Regions from separate parts of the Homo sapiens genome. Here region 1 is linked to region 2. Evidence: chromatin loops called from intact Hi-C (ENCODE). Cell type or tissue: ascending aorta. All regions are shown on one strand.

What was found. Hi-C counts contacts between places; a loop is a spot of excess contacts. Peaks named below come from ENCODE experiments on the same cell type or tissue, not always from the same donor. Only the 100,000 strongest peaks of a DNase experiment are listed, where the experiment ranks them.
Region 1: it touches region 2 in a loop (2.7-fold over the local background); 19 of 110 quality-filtered maps call a loop at or near these places.

The regions. Positions count from the first base shown.
Region 1 is chr5:10,396,211-10,404,210 of GRCh38, forward strand. MARCHF6 (membrane associated ring-CH-type finger 6) reads left to right here. Exons shown (of 26, transcript NM_005885.4): 10 at 1,083-1,134; 11 at 4,574-4,632; 12 at 5,849-5,929; 13 at 6,174-6,242; 14 at 6,323-6,397; 15 at 7,197-7,331. It overlaps MIR10397 (microRNA 10397), which reads left to right and starts at 6,154; the gene lies at 6,154-6,221. RefSeq lists an enhancer at 4,807-4,856. In ascending aorta, no CTCF peak of the experiment used is centred here; a DNase peak (open chromatin) is centred at 4,874; H3K27ac peaks cover 2,245 bases.
Region 2 is chr5:10,280,226-10,288,225 of GRCh38, forward strand. CMBL (carboxymethylenebutenolidase homolog) reads right to left here. Exons shown (of 6, transcript NM_138809.4): 4 at 6,129-6,271; 5 at 1,972-2,063; 6 at 1-407. The coding sequence ends at 228. Among named protein-coding and RNA genes, the nearest start is that of CMBL, 24 kb to the right of the region's middle. RefSeq lists a silencer at 3,903-3,972 and an enhancer at 4,073-4,202. In ascending aorta, a CTCF peak has its summit at 3,955 (motif pointing right); a DNase peak (open chromatin) is centred at 3,956.

The sequences.
Region 1 (8,000 bases), 120 kb after region 2:
TATAGTGTGGTAGAGAGAAATGAACATGTAAACAAGGAATGTTTTGGAGTCTCAGTGACAAAAAGTGTGCATAGGACACAAGAGGGGCACAAAAGAGGGTTTGATTAGGTCTTTCTTAGTGGAATGGAGTTTGTCAGCAGGAGATTTTCCGCGAAGATAACAGAGGTTGAAGTATAAAATGTGTTGGGGATAGGGAAAATTTAGGAGCCCTTAAGGCAGAGAGGTTGAAAAAATTGAGCCCACATGGTGAGAAGAAATGTAGTAGTCATTCACAAACTAATTACCCTTCTTTCTGGTTGGATTTGTGGAAGATTAGGGGACCTGAACAGAGAAATCCTTTTTTTAGACAAAAGATCTTTGGACGGATCATTTAACTTGATGGTTGCGGGGAAGGTTGTGGGCATGAATGAATGGACTTGGGCAGTCTGGTCAGTGTCAGCATGGGGCATAGCTAAGGTGTGTGTAACATGGCTGAAGGAATAGGCAGATAGCTGTCGCCTTAGAGGTGACAGTATGTAACTGTGGGAGGTGACCAGATGGTCAGGTGAGACAGGACAAAGAAAGTCAGGGCACCATAGGGAGTGGAGGGACCAGAGGAGATCAAGCTAGAGTTTTCCAAAGGAGTGGTAGCCAGGCAATAGTGACCTTGTAGGTGTCAAGAAGGCAGATTGGACGTTGAAAGAAACACTGCAGTTGACGTTAACATGATGTTTACAATTAATTTGGCTTTCAAATTTTTCTCCATTTGAAATTTTTAGTGTCATTTGATTTAAATGAAATCTGGTGGTTATGAAAATCTATGTAATTTGTCGTAGATTATTTCTAAAAAGGAAGTGTTTATAAATGAATTTGTTTTTTGTACATGTAACATTTTTGAGTTTTATTAGGCTTAGTTGTATGAGCTATCTAATGAAAAATGAAAGTTACATATTATGTCTAGATTGAAATCCCAAAACAATAGAGGGAAAATTTCAATCTTAGCTGTTTTTACTATTTGGCTCTAGCTAAATAAGTGGAATAGTCCAATTAAACATACATTAAGTATGAATTGAATATGCTTTATTGATGCTTTTTTCCTTTAGGAACATGTCTTCTGGGTGGTATCTTTAAATACACTGTTCATTCTTGTTTTTGGTAAGTTGTGTTTGTGCTTTTTTTTTTTATAGTATTATGGTAGGAATTTAGTTTTGTAGGAGCCTTGTTATAGGTTTATTATTATTTTTTAACATAGAAATAAATACTAAGCAGTATATGAAAATAGTTTCAGATACAAACCCTGTATAGATAGGCCCCAGACAGACAGATACTTTCCTAAGCAGCAGTGACTGCAGTTACCTACCTATCTCTCCCTCTGTTGGGCATTTCTGGGTTTTTTTTTTGTAGAAGCTGGTTTTAGACCGACTTGAAAATATACAGTTTCCCATTTCTGGAATTAGTTTTATGCTGATTGTGTGTGCTCTTCCCTATGGTGGAATATCTTGTTTTCATCTGTCAAAATCCTGACCATTGCCTTCTAGAGATCTTGACTTGGGAGCTGTTACCAGAGCTGAGTGTAGGCTTGTGGGAAGACAGTAAGCCTTCCCCAAATGTGAGCACCCCTTAGAACCAGATTCCAGCACATACAAAATCACTTCCAAGCACTTCTGCGAGGGCAGCTGTGAGGATTCTTTGACAGCACACAATGGTCCCTTCCATTGGGACTAATTAGAGAAAGAAAGGCAAGGTTGAGGAGACACTGTTGACAGAGGTTTTTCTCCTTTCCAGAAGAGGTAAGGAAAACTAAGTTGAGTAAACCAAGGCCTTAGAATTCAGTTTCTGTATCTCTTAGGGGTGAGGACGTAGAGTCTGATGGAATGGGGTTATTGTTAGGTGTCCTATGATTTGTGTCTCAGAGACTTCAGGCAACATATCCCTATATAGGGATAATCTATGAGAAATTCCTTCCTTAGTACATGGGATTTACCCCTCAGCTCTGCTGAAGAGGATGAGTAGAGATTTCCCAAGGCTTCTTCCACCAAATTCCAAGTTATTTGCTCTGTTGAGGACTACATTGTGACGTGTAAAGCAGACGTCTTTAATAAGAAGCCATGTGGTGTAAGGGGCTTTGAATATTTGGACTGAGGATGAGACCAAAAATTGATTTCTGTGTATTATCTGTAAAAGAGGAAGATAAATTTACTTGTATTTTGTTAACAAAGTATTTCGGATACTTCCATTGATTTCTTAATTTTTAGTAGATACTCACAAAGGTGCAGATTTATTAGGATTTTTTGTTCCCTTTACATGTGGGGGTGTCTGTATGTTATCCTGCATTTATTTTTCATTATGTAAAATAATTCATATATAGACTGTGAAACTGTTATGATCTTGACTGCATTTTTTTTTTTTGAGAGAAAAAATGATCTATAGATTTAAGTCTTTACTCTTGCAGAAAAGCTTAATGCTAAATTAATGTTTGGAGAACCAGGTCACATTTAAAACATGAATTATACAAATAAGAACTCTGATTTATAGAAATCAAATCTAAGTAAAGCTTTTTCTAATCCAACCTCCTGAGCTTATATTGCGAAAAGAATTTTCTTAGTAAACTTATGTTTTATTATATAGTTAGAATCTTTTGGAATCTTTTGAAATGAAACAAGTTTTCTTCCATTAGGAACATACTTTTTCTTTTAATCATTGGGATTAAACACCCTCCTGTTTTTTTCTTGCATGGGTTGCTCTGTTGGAAGTTTTCTACAGGCAGTTTTTTGGCTCTTGTGGTCATATGCTTTGCAGAAATATAATTTGACAAAGCTGTGGTCTTCCACTAGAAGGTGACAATCCTGAGAAATTGTCCTTAATTTCAGGATGCCTTTCCATTAGTTTGTGTGTAATGGGATGGAAATTGATTGTTGCAACTGGTATTTAAGGTTAATAATTATTTAATACATCTGCTAATAGAGTTAAAACTTGCCCCTCCCAGGGGCCTAGTTGAGTCATCTTCAGACTGGGATATGAGAGCAAAATAGGCAAAATTCAACATACAGTTTTTTTCCTTACCTTATTAAATTTCTTCTGCTTTATATTACACACAATATGTTAGTAAACTAATACGTATATATAATTTATAAATAAATTTAAATATATTGGAAATACATGTTCAAAAATATTCTTACCCATGAAATAGTCAGAAAGGGTTAGAGGCCAGATCCCTAGTAGGTTCACTCTGACTTCTGTCTTCATGATTGAGTTTCCCACTCCCCTGGTAATCTACTGCGCTGTCGATTTATTTCTACCATAAAGAAAAGATAACTATATTTTATTATTAGGAATGAAGTAAAATTTAGCCAGAAAGACTTGAGGAAAAAGAAGACTATAAAAATTCTCTTGCTATAAAGGTTTTAAAAATACTTTCATACTTAGCTATAATGCCATTATCTCACCTTACAAAATTACTAGAATTTGGTATTTCCTAATAATCCATCATATTCAAACTCTCTGGGTTGTCCCTTACATACCATTTTGCAGTTGGTTTCTTTGAATGAAGACCCAAATAAGGTCCACATATTACTTTTAGTTGTTAAGTTATAAGTTATTAGTCTTTTAATCTAGAGTACTCTTCTCTTTGCTTCCCCCAACTCACCCTATTTGGCCATTGATTTGTTGCTGGGATTAGGTTAACTGTTCTTGCAGCATGTCATGTTTTACATCTGTCCATCTGCTTCCTGGATGTCCTCTGCCTTTATCCTTTGTCTCCCATATTTCTCTTAAACTGGAAGTCAGATCTAAGGGCCTTATTAGATTCAGGTTGAATACATCTGGGACAAATCCATCACTGGTCACACTGTGCCTATTAATAGTATATGTGAGGAGCTGAGATACATGATGTTGGATTATCCACTTTTATCACTGGATTCAGCTGATATCAACCTGGGCCTCTAATCTTAGGTTTTGTTTTTCCCTTTACCATTATAAAATAATCTGTTGGGAGTGATATTTTAAACAGTCATTTTTTATATTTATTGGCTGACTTTTCTGAAAGAAGAAGAAATTCTTATCAATTTGGGACTATTCAGTCAACCCAAACCTGTCTGTCCGGGGCAAGTAGGACAGATGCTCATATTTTTCCCATTAATTTTGGTTTTCAGAATAAGGAATTGGTGTATTAACTATTCACATGGGTGTGCTAACTGCTTCCAAAACATCAAAGTGTTTTCTTTGATGTTGCTTTTTCTCTTTTCGTGATTATTATTTTGGACTTTTCCTTTTTTGAGCATCATAAACTCATGGATTTGTGTATGTTCAGTGTTTTTCCATCAGTTTTGGTCATTATTCTTTTTGATGCTCATATTATCCTCTCTTTGGCCTGTTTTCACAATGGTTTCTGTGTTGATTTGGCATGGCCCTATTAGACCTTAATAGCTTTGTTGTTCTCTAGTTACAGAGAATGTCCTAGGCAGTGTATTTTTAGCCTAGTTCTGGAATCTTTCATTTCTCCAAGAAGCCCTAGTTCCTTTTAGTGGGGAATTGTAGTAGGAGTGTTCATTGTTTTGATGTCGGAGTTTTCATGGAATTTTTTCCCCCTTTTTAGCATTTTGCCCTTACCATATTGGTCATTTCTCCCTTGTTGGTTTGGGATTTGAAGAACACGTGAGTATAATACTTTTACAAAGTTACTTTCATTCATTACTCCCAAATGTGATTATTAATAAAATAGTATTCTAAAGAGTTACATCATTTCTTCATTGGCATTATGCAAGGGAATAGTTAGGCAATACCGTCTCATTCTTTTTTAAAAAAAATAACAGTGGCTCAAGAGATAGTGGTCATGTTGCCAACTAATGAAAATGTGCTCTGAAATCCAGTCAGCTGGGTGGGCCTGAGGCATACCGTGGGAAAGTTTCCCACAGGCTGATTTTCTGTCCATCTCAAGAACCTGTATGTTCTCTTCTTTCCCTTTCCCCAGGTGCCCCCTGCTGAATTTAGAAAAGTAACAATATATCAATCAATTTAAAAAGGGTAGAATATTTTGGAATGACGGGTTGTAGTGTTTTCTAGAGTGCTTTAGTTTTGACATTTTATCAGTATTTTCCAGAGGTAAATAAATTTTGGAAGGATTATTACTTCTCTGTTGGGGCCCTAGAACAATTTAGTCTTTTATGGAAAAGCTGACTATCTGGGATCATATGCTCAGTTTGTATATTTGAGATCTGAGAGATCACGTTCTGAAGTCTTCTCATATTTAGTACACCTCTGATTCTCACTAGTTGAATGCAAGAACTTGAAAGGTTCAGGTAAGTGTTTTGAAAAATTTTGACTTTCCAAACTTTTGCCACTTGCTATCTGAAACTCAGGAATCAAAAAATACCGACAGGCACTGTTACTTTCAAAATTCTTTCTATAAGTTGAGAATGGGACAGATTTGCAGAGCAAGGGAAACTTGAACAGTTACTTCTAGTGGTAGGAAATGAGGTGGCTAGGATATTACCCAGCTGGTGGGTGACTTGGGCAGTGTGTTCCTGCTTTCAGTGGTTAGCCTTTAGCAAATCTGCTTTAGAGTGAGAGTAGAGGGCAGGCTGTTGTATTACAGTGCTCTTGTTTTTGTAAAATTTAATTCACTCTACTGTTATTTTGTCTCCTTGGGTAAAGTGTTATTTAATTTTTCTTCATTTTTTAGTAATATATAACAGTCAGTGAGAGAATTTGGTTTTCAGAGATGTCATCCAAAGCAGATTTTACAGTTGTTTCCTGGTTATAAATTGTCTCAACAATTCTCTTTTAGTCATTTAGATTGTTTAATATGGGAAAACCGGGGTGTAGAACATGTTGTAAAATTAAATTTTATTTACTTTTTTCTTATTTCCAGGTCCAAGCATCTCATTTTGAAGGCCTAATCACAACCATAGTTGGGTATATACTTTTAGCAATAACACTGATAATTTGTCATGTATCCTTTAATGAACCAACTTGGGTGTACACTAATATTATTCATACCAAAGAACTCTTCATTAATGGCGAAACTTGTCTATCCTTGTCCTCTTAGTAAAAGTTGTAGGTATTTGCAGTAAGGGTCAGTGTGGACAAAATGTGAAATAAATTAATTCTGTCAAAAAATACTAAATGTTGGCTAAGTAGTTACCTGTTTCATTGTACCTTTAAATACTCAGTTTTTCCTTGACCTGATGCTGTAGGGCTTGGCAACTCTTGTGAAATTTCATAGATCTCGTCGCTTACTGGGAGTCTGCTATATTGTTGTTAAGGTAATTCCTGTTATAACTTAAAATTGGAAATGATTTCTCCTACATTTGGGTGATACTGATGACCTTTATTTTCACTTAAGGTCTCTTTGTTAGTGGTGGTAGAAATTGGAGTATTCCCTCTCATTTGTGGTTGGTGGCTGGATATCTGTTCCTTGGTAAGTTGAGTATTCATTATTGTATAATAGCATAATTTAAGGGCTTCAAAAGAGGAAGTCTTCAGCATGTATTCTTTTTAAAGGAAAGCAAATATTTGATAATTTGCTTATTCTTTTGGCATGTGTATCAGTATAGGATCTTAATGTTAATTTTTCTTGAGTACCTGAGTTTTTGAGGCTTTGTGCAAATTTTTGATGTCAGGATAGTTTGGGTGGAATCTTTCTAATAGTGGAGGATTTTATTGCCCATTTTGCTGTCGTAAATTTGTGTAGATAATGCCAAGACATTATATACATAGAGAATAATTTGATAAGGAAACTGTCTTTGTAGTAATAAATTTAACCCTAATCATTTGATTTAACTAATATGCTCAGTCTTGATTATACTCTTTAATTGCTGTTAGTGATAATCAGTTTTTGATTGTTTCAAAAATATTTTATGTGTAGAAAAGCTGCCTTTGGTTCTGAGATAACATTTACCCTCCCATACCTTACTTTTAAAACTTCTCAAGAATGCAGACCTATAACCAAGAAAATTTTTTACATTCATCAAAAATAGTTCTTTAATAGAATCAGTATTAATAAAGCTTTTACTAATTGGTTTATCATTCTTTATATTTGAAGCAGTAGCCAATCTTGTATATAGTTCTGTGACACCGTGGAATGACATTAAGTGAACTGCAGTTCTAGGAATTGTTCCTTGCATGCATATTGATTATTTATTTCCTAGAAGATGAAAATGTTAACTTGGCAAATGTAGGGGGCACAGATTTCTCTTACCTGTCCTCTTTTGTCTCAGGAAATGTTTGATGCTACTCTGAAAGATCGAGAACTGAGCTTTCAGTCGGCTCCAGGTACTACCATGTTTCTGCATTGGCTAGTGGGAATGGTATATGTCTTCTACTTTGCCTCCTTCATTCTACTACTGAGAGAGGTAAGTCCACAGGGAAATGCTGATGCTGTACATTTATAAAAAGGACTTTTGCTTTCACCACCAGTCATGTCTCAAAGGCTATGATGATTTCCTACCTAAATCATATTCTCTACTATTTTATTCTAAGAGGGAATAACTTATAGGGGACTTTGACTTAATTACTTTAAACTGTTTCAGTTGTTTGTCTCCATAATTGGCAAGTTTTAATATTTCTGTCTGAGTTTGAAAGACGATTCAACTGAGGAAAAAGATAAGAGTACTCATTTTGTCACACTTCGTATATACTTTAGCCATCCTCTAATACAGACTCTTGGAATTTTGTATGATGTGAGTGTGTCTCAGACTTCAAGGAACTGTACTGCTGGAAATAACCAAAAGGATATGGTTTTGCAGGATCAGACATGTAAAATCATTTTGATTTAGGCGCCTTAAGTATAGAATTACAATGAGGGTCCTTTATGATTCCAGTTCACTGGCCTGATGGATTACCTTTATTTATTTATTTATTTATTTATTTATTTATTTATTTATTTATTTACTTATTTACTTTTTGATACTGAGTCTTGCTCTGTTGCCCAGGCTGGAATGTAGTGCCATGATCTTGGAACCTCCACCTCCCAAGTTCAAGTGATTCTCCTGCTTGAACCTCCCAAGTAGCTGGGACTGCAG
Region 2 (8,000 bases):
ACTACACCTGGTCAGACCTTGTTTTTAAATTATGATTCGATGTACATGTCAAAAATTAAATTATTTCATGCATTACGTCCTACTGAATTTGTGTTTCAAATGAAATAATCAATTTTAGGATTCCTACACTTATTTTATAAAAGTGAAAATTAAATCAAATGATCTAACTATTTCCAAGCAAATTTTGGGATGAAAGCTATTCTAGGAAGGCTTGCCCTTGATTCTTGCTACATGTACTTGTTCAGCCACTCAATTAAATTCCTTCTGGCCTCGTCAATGTAGGGCTTGTCTGCAGGTGAGCAATCTTCTCTCTTCCGATGCACGAACCCATGAGTCTGCCCAGAAAATGTTTTAATTTGATATTCAACTTTGCAGTGTTCTTTCAACTTCTGAGTCAGCAAAGATACCTGGTGTGCAAAAGATTTCATGATTTTAACCCTTTAGTGATACTTTCCATTCTCCAAATCTTTAGTGAGCGTTCATAACAGAAATTTAACATCAATGCTTTAAATCAGAAACAAGTTCCACAGTTACACTGAATTCTTTCCCACTAATTTTTTTCTTTTTAGACAGGGTCTCACTCTGTTGCCCAGGTTGGAGTTCAGTGGCGCCATCTCAGCTCACTGCAACCTCTGCCTCCCACATTCAAGTGATTCTCCTGCCTCAGCCTCCGGAGAAGCCGGGATGACAGGCACCCGCCACCATGCCCAGCTAATTTTTGTATTTTTAGTAGAGACAGGGTTTCACCATGTTGACCAGGCTAGTCTCAAACTCCTGACCTCAAGTGATCTGCCTGCCTCTGCCTCCCAATGTGTTGGGATTACAGGCGTGAGCCACGGCGCCCGGCCTCTACTGCTAATTTTATAACTAACACAGTCCTTATGTCTGGCAAAGGAGAGATTTCAGGGAAATGGAAAAATGATACATCTATTATTTGAAATCACTTGCATTAATATATTAGTTACTAATATTATAACAATAATTTCTAAATGACTGCTTTTTTTTCTTAAGAGTCAGGGTCTCACTCTGTCACCCAGGCTGGAGTGCGGTGGCACAATCGTGGCTCACTGCAGCCTCCAACTCCTGTGCTCAGGCAATCTTCCTGCCTCAGGCTCCCAAATAGCTGGGACTACAGATGTGTGCCACCATCCCAGCTAATTTTTTTATATTTTTGTGGAGAAGGGATCTAGCTAGACTGCCTAGCCTGGTCTTAAACTCTCAGCCTCAATCAATCCTCCCACCTCAGCCTTCTGAGTTTCTGGAATTACAGGCATGAGCCACCACGCCCAGCTAAATGACTGCTTTTGAACCATACTTTTCTTCTGCTTTTTCCTTATCAACTGACTTTGTTTAATAAATCCTTGTCTTTAAGGTCACAGACTTTATTGTAATTTGTGGGTTAGCATGGAGGTGGGGCAAGAGGTCCCGTTTCTCCACCAGGTAACCAGGCCATGCTGAGAATACTTCCCTCAGACATTTCCTTAAGCATGTTTTGGGAAGGTTATACTTCCACACTGGAATTATATAAGTGGAATTGAATAAAACCCATCTTTAAAATGTTAATGTTGGAAATATTTGGAGCAACAAATGCATCCTTCAAGACTTCCCACTCCCCGCAGAATGTCAAACCGTGCTATTAAATATATAAATGAGGCCAGGCGTGGTGGCTCACACCCATAATCCCATCACTTTGGGAGGCCAAGGCAGGCAGATCACCTGAAGTCAGGAGTTCAAGACCAGCCTGGTCAACATGGTGAAACCCCGTCTCTACTAAAAATACAAAAATTACCCAGGTGCGGTGGTGGGCGCCTGTAGTCCCAGCTACTCGGGAGGCTGAGGCACAAGAATGGCTTGAACCTGGGAGGTGGAGGTTGCAGTGAGCCGAGATCGCGCCACTGCATTCCAGCCTGGGCGACAGAGCGAGACTCCATCTCAAATAAATAAATACGAAGAGAAAAGATGCCAACTTACGTCCTTGAGTGGAATCACAACATCATTTTCAGCAAAAATGAACAAAGTGGGGTTCTTTAAATTGTAAATGTCTTCAGAATCCTTGACAATGCCTGAAAAACAAGCACAGAGGCATGATGTCTGATCCCCACACTCATGCCACATGATCCCCACACCCATGCCGCATGATCCCCACACTCATGCCACAGAAAACTGCAACATTTGGGTTTGATTTTTCAAAGTAAAATCTCTGCTTTGCGGACTTTATTTTCTTTTTTAGCCATTCCACAGAAGTGGCCCCACTTGTAAGATTAGCGTAAAAGAAGGCCGGGCGCGGTGGCTCACGCCTGTAATCCCAGCACTTCGAGAGGCTGAGGCAGGTGGATGGCTTGGGCTCAGGAGTTTGAGAGCAGCCTGGGTAACATCGCAAAACCCTGTCTCTACAAAAAATACAAACATAAGCCGGGTGTGGTGGTGCATGCCTGTAGTCTCAGCTACTTGCGGGGACTAAGGTGGGCGGATTGCTTGAGCCTGGAAAGTTGAGGCTGCAGTGAGCCGTTTGTGCCACTGCACTCCAGCTTGGGCAACAAAGTGAGACCCCGTCAAAACAAAACAAACAAACAAAAAACCCAAAGCCTGGGCGCAGTGACTCAAGCCTGTAATCCCAGCACTTTGGGAGGTCGAGGAGGGCGGATCATGAGGTCAGGAGTCCGAGACTAGCCTGGCCAACATGGTGAAACCCTGTCTCTACTAAAAATACAAAAATTAGCTAGGTGTGGTGGCACGCGCCTGCAATCTCAGCTACTCGGGAGGCTGAGGCAGGAGAATGGCTTGAACCCGGGAGGTGGAGGTTGCAGTGAGCCAAGATCATGCCATTGCACTCCAGCTCTGGGCAACAGAGCAAGACTCCGTCTCAGAAAAAAAAAAAAAAAGAGGATTATAAGAGTACAAGAGAAATTTATTTAGTCAGATCCTCCTACTGTCTACCTCCCCACTTTATGGACTGGGAATCAGGCCATTAAATAATTGAATGATACCTCGTCCGCTGCTTAGTATGGAAAGATGCGGAGCAGCCTGAGGAATGTCCCGCTGGGATGTACCTTCGTTTACAAAGAGGATCAATGTCAAACCTTCGCTTGAGAAGTTTCTCAGGTCTACACAAGTCCCACGGGTTCTGGCTTGAATGCACTGAGTAGTTTTGTTGGTAAGAGGAGCTGTCTTTTGAGTGGGTATTTAGACTCGCACCAGACCACGAGTGTGGAAGTGTGGAAGTGTGAAACTGCCTGGGCCTAGCAGGTCAGTCTATAAAAATCAGTTTTTGGCCGGGCGAGGTGGCTCACACCTGTAATCCCAGCACTTTGGGAGGCCAAGGCGGGGTGGATCACTTGAGGTCAGGAGTTCGAGACCAGCCTGGCCACCCACGCAAAACCTTGTCTCTACTAAAAATACAAAATTAGCTGGGTGTTGTAGCCCCAGCTACTCAGGAGGCTGAGACAGGAGAATTGCTTGGACCCAGGAGGTGGAGGTTCAGTGAGCCAAGATCGTGCCACTGCACTCCAGCCTGGGTGACAGAACAAGATGCTGTCTCAAAAAATAATAACAATAGTTTTCATCTTTCATCTCAGCATTCATTCGAGATTAATTCTGAAATTAGAAGCATGCTCTGCCTGACCCAGGTTGTCTGAAAACAACCTGTGGGTGTGTCCACTTCTATGCGAAAATAAGTAAGTAAAAGATTTGCAGCAAGTTAACCATTTTAAGATAAGAAGACGTAAATAACATAACTTTTTTCCACTTCCTGCTGGCAGCAGAAGAGCTAAGTAACAGAGAGAGCCTCCTTCACCTGTAACTCCTCTTCAGGAGGCAGGGAGCCACGGGAAAGGTGACCACGCTCCCTTCCCCACTCTAGCAAAGCTACTTCATGTGGATGGGCCTCTTTTGATATCCCTGGGCCTGAGCCCGGCCACGCTCTGCAGCTCACGCACTACACAACAGCGGCCAGAAGGTGGCGCCGGGGAGGCATCCACTCCCGACCGCCTTTTGCTAAATCGCGCAAAAGCATGGTCTGGACAAAGCATCTCTCAGCTCCATTGTTCCCAGAGGCAGCTGGCCACTGCCTTTTGAGTTTATGTCCTTTTGTGTTGTCCTAAGTCAATATTTAAAGGCGTTTTTAACTCTAAAAGTAGTTGAAAATACCACAATGAGGAACCATTAACCCAAGAAGGAATCATTAGTATAACTTTATGATCCACTTCAGATGGTCCCAGGCCTAACGATGGTTCCACTTTCATTTTTTGACTTTACAATGGTGCACAAGCGACACTCATTCAGTAGAAACTGTTCCCCAAGTACCCAGACAACCATTCTGTTTTTCACTTTCAGTACAGAATTCAATAAACTGCATGAGACATTCAAGACTTTATTATAAAATAGGCCTTGCGTTAGATGATTTTGCCCAACTGTAGCCTGATGCAGGTGTTTCGGGTCGGCCAGGTGAGGCTATGATGCTTGGTAGGTGAGGTGGATTAAATGCATTTTCGACTTGAGATATTTTCCATTTATGATGGGTTTATCAAGACTTAGCCCCATTGTAAGTAGAGGAGCATCTGCATTATTTTTAAAGGCTATATTTCCTATGTGTCTTTTTTGTTTTCGTTTATCTATTGGTCTGAATGCTTCTATATCATGAATTTAGCAAGCAGTTTCTATATACAGATATAATGTTATTTCATTGCTGTAGTAACTTTGGTTTGTTTTGGCCAAAAATGTATAAATTGCTATTTCGATTTTAGAGTGTGTTTTCCTTGGCTTTCTTTCCTTTTTTTTTTTTATTTTTTATTTTAAGAGACAAGGTCTCACTCCCTGTCATCCAGGTTGGAGTGCAGTGGTGCATTCACAGCTCACTGCAGCCTCAAACTTCTGGGCTCAAGTGATTCTCCTGCCTCAGCCTCCTGAGAGGCTGGGACCACAGGCATGTGCCAGTACACCCAAGTAATTTTTTTCTTTTTCTTTTGACAGAGTCTCACTCTGTTGCCTGGGTTGGAGTGCAGTGGCACAATCTTGGTTCACAGCAACCTCCACCTCCCGGGTTCAAGCGATTCTCCTGCCTCAGCCTCCTGAATATCTGGGACTACAGGCGCCCACCACCACGCCCAGCTAATTTTTGTATTTTTAGTAGAGACGGGGTTTCACCATATTGGCCAGGCTGGTCTCGAACTATTGACCTCATGAGCCACCCACCTCGGCCTCCCAAAGTGCTGGGATTATAGGCGTGAGCCACCACGCCCAGCCTTAAAATTTTTTATAGAGACAAGGTCTCTCTATGTTGCTTAGGCTGGTCTCGAACTCCTGGGCTCAAGCCATCTGCCCATCTTGGACTCCCAAAGTGCTAGGATTACAGGCGTGAGTCATCGCATCTGGCTGCCTTTGCTTTCTTTCTTAGTGTGTGTGCATGTTTGTGTACAGTTAGAGCAATTTGTATCTTGGAAAAATCAGTCTTTCTTTCTTTCTTTCTCTTTCTTTTTCTTTTTTTTTTTTTTTGAGACAGGGTCTTGCTCTGTCACCCAGGCTGGAGTGCAGCGGCATGATCATGGCTCACTGCAGCCTTGACCTTCTTGGGCTCAAGCGATTTTCCCACCTCAGCCTCCGGAGTAGCTAGGACTACAGGTGCACGTGACCACGCCCAGCTAATTTTTGTATTTTTTGTAGAGACAGGGTTTTGCCATGTTGTCCAGGCTGGTCTCGAACTCCTGAGCTCAAGTGATCTGCCTGCCTAAGCCTCCCAAAGTGTTGGGATTACAGGCATTAGCCACCACCAGAAAAATATTTTCATAGATGTTGCTCATAAAAATCTTGTGTGATATTGATCATCATTACATTAAAAAAACAAAAAAAGCTATCCCCTTCATCCTAGGTGAAGAAATGGAGAATTTAGATTAGGTGGCTTTCCCAAAGTCACACCACTGGGACCCAGACCTCTTGACTCCCGGTGACATCCTCTGGTTAACTGCATGACAAACCTCCACCTCTATTTTCAGATTCTTAAAACCCATTTCCATAAGATGGGCAGTCTTCACATTATTGGGGGTTGTGTTACACTGGATGGGGAGGCTTGTGATTGTTGTCACTCTTCCACCCCTCCCTTCTGCATGGAGTAAAAATGCACAAGGCAGATTTACCATAGACGGACACCCCTGCCCTGAATTCTGAGTATTTCATCATCAAATGATGGACAGCAGTTCCACCCCAGCAGAATCCCACGATGCCAATTTTCTGGGCATGACACTGTTGTTTCAGATACTTCAAGATAGCACTGATCTCTCTAGAACAGAAAGAAAAAATATTCAAGAATCAGGCTTATTTTGTGAACCCCTCAAAGAGCTGTGCTGATGATAACAGGGCTGTATCAGCAACTGTTTTTGAAGTTGCCAAGGTTTCTTCTTTTGGGAGCTCCACCCTTACTACCTCTGGCCCAACTGATGCATCATCCCAGCACATCTTCCTGCCAAGCCCAGCCCTCCTCCAACTGCCTGACAGCTGCAGGCAAGCTGGGCTCTTCCCAAAACATAGGTCCAACTGCCTCACTCCCAGCTGAGAGCTGAGCAGTCTTCCACAGCCTGGGGATGAAGGCCACAGCCCACAGCACGGTTCGTAAGACCCGAGTCCATGATCTGCTCCCTGCAGAGTGCCCCAGTCTTCTCTGTCCCCTGAGTCTCCCAGGAGAAGAGTCTCCTCTCTCCTCTCTCCCATGAGCAGCCATAACTATGGGCAGACGCCCAGACACTCTCTGACTTCACACGTTCACTCTCTCCCCAAAACTCCCCACTCTGCATTGCTCGTCTCCTCCCCCTGCCGCCCAGTGAAGCCAAATTTGGAACGCCATCAGGACTATTTCAGCCATGAGGGGACCAAGAATAGTGGCCCTTGTCTGGCAAATGATTCATGTGCAAACTGATTGTTTGGAACTCAGAATACATTTTCAACTAGAAGCAATGTACCAAAGTGGAGGTGGGCTGCACACGTATGTTTATTGTAGCACGATTGCAAAGATATGCAACCGAAGCGCCCATTGACCAATGAGTGGATAAAGAAAATGTGGCCTATATACACCATAGACTATACTCAGCCATAAGAAAGAACAAAATAATATCTTTTGCAGCAACTTGGATGGAGCTGGAGGTCATTTCTCTAAGGGAAGTAACTCAGGAATGGAAAACCAAATACTGTATGTTCTCACTTATAAGTGGAAGCTAAGCTATGAGTAGATTCACAGAGGCACATAGAGTGATATAATGGACTATGGAGACTCAGAAGGGGGAGGGTGGGAGGGTGTGAGGGCCAAAAAACTATATATTAGGTAAACTGTACACTACTCGGTGACAGATGCACTAAAATCTCTATTTTCATAGATGGTGCTCATAAAAATATTGTTTGATATTGATCATCATCACATAAAGAATGCTATCCCCGCTGGGTGCAGTGGCTCACGCCTATAGTGAGACCCCATCTCTATTTTATTTTAAAATTTTTAATTAATTAATTTCTTTTTTTTTTGAGATGGAGTCTCGCTCTGTCCCCCAGGCTGGAGTGCAGTGGTGCCATCTTGGCTCACTGCAATCTCCGTCTCCCAGGTTCAAGCAATTCTCATGCCTCAGCCTCCCAAGTAGCTGGGACTACAGGCGTGCGTCATGACACCCAGCTAAGTTTTTGGTTTGTTTGTTTGTTTTTTGTATTTTTAGTAGAGGCAGGTTTCACCATGTTGGCCAGGCTGGTCTCAAACTCCTGATCTCAAGTGATCAGCCAGCCTCAGCCTGCCAAAGTGCTGGGATTACGGGTGTGAGCCACCATGCCCGGCCTAAAAATTTTAATTACAAAAAAAATCCCAGCACTTGAGACCAGCCTGGCCAACATGGTGAAACCCCGTCTCTACTAAAAATACAAAAATTAGCCGGGCTGGTGGCAGGCGCCTGTAATCCCAGCTACTCGGGAGGCTGAGGCAGGAGAATTGCTTGAACCTGGGAAGCACAGGTTGCAGTGAGCCGAGATCATGC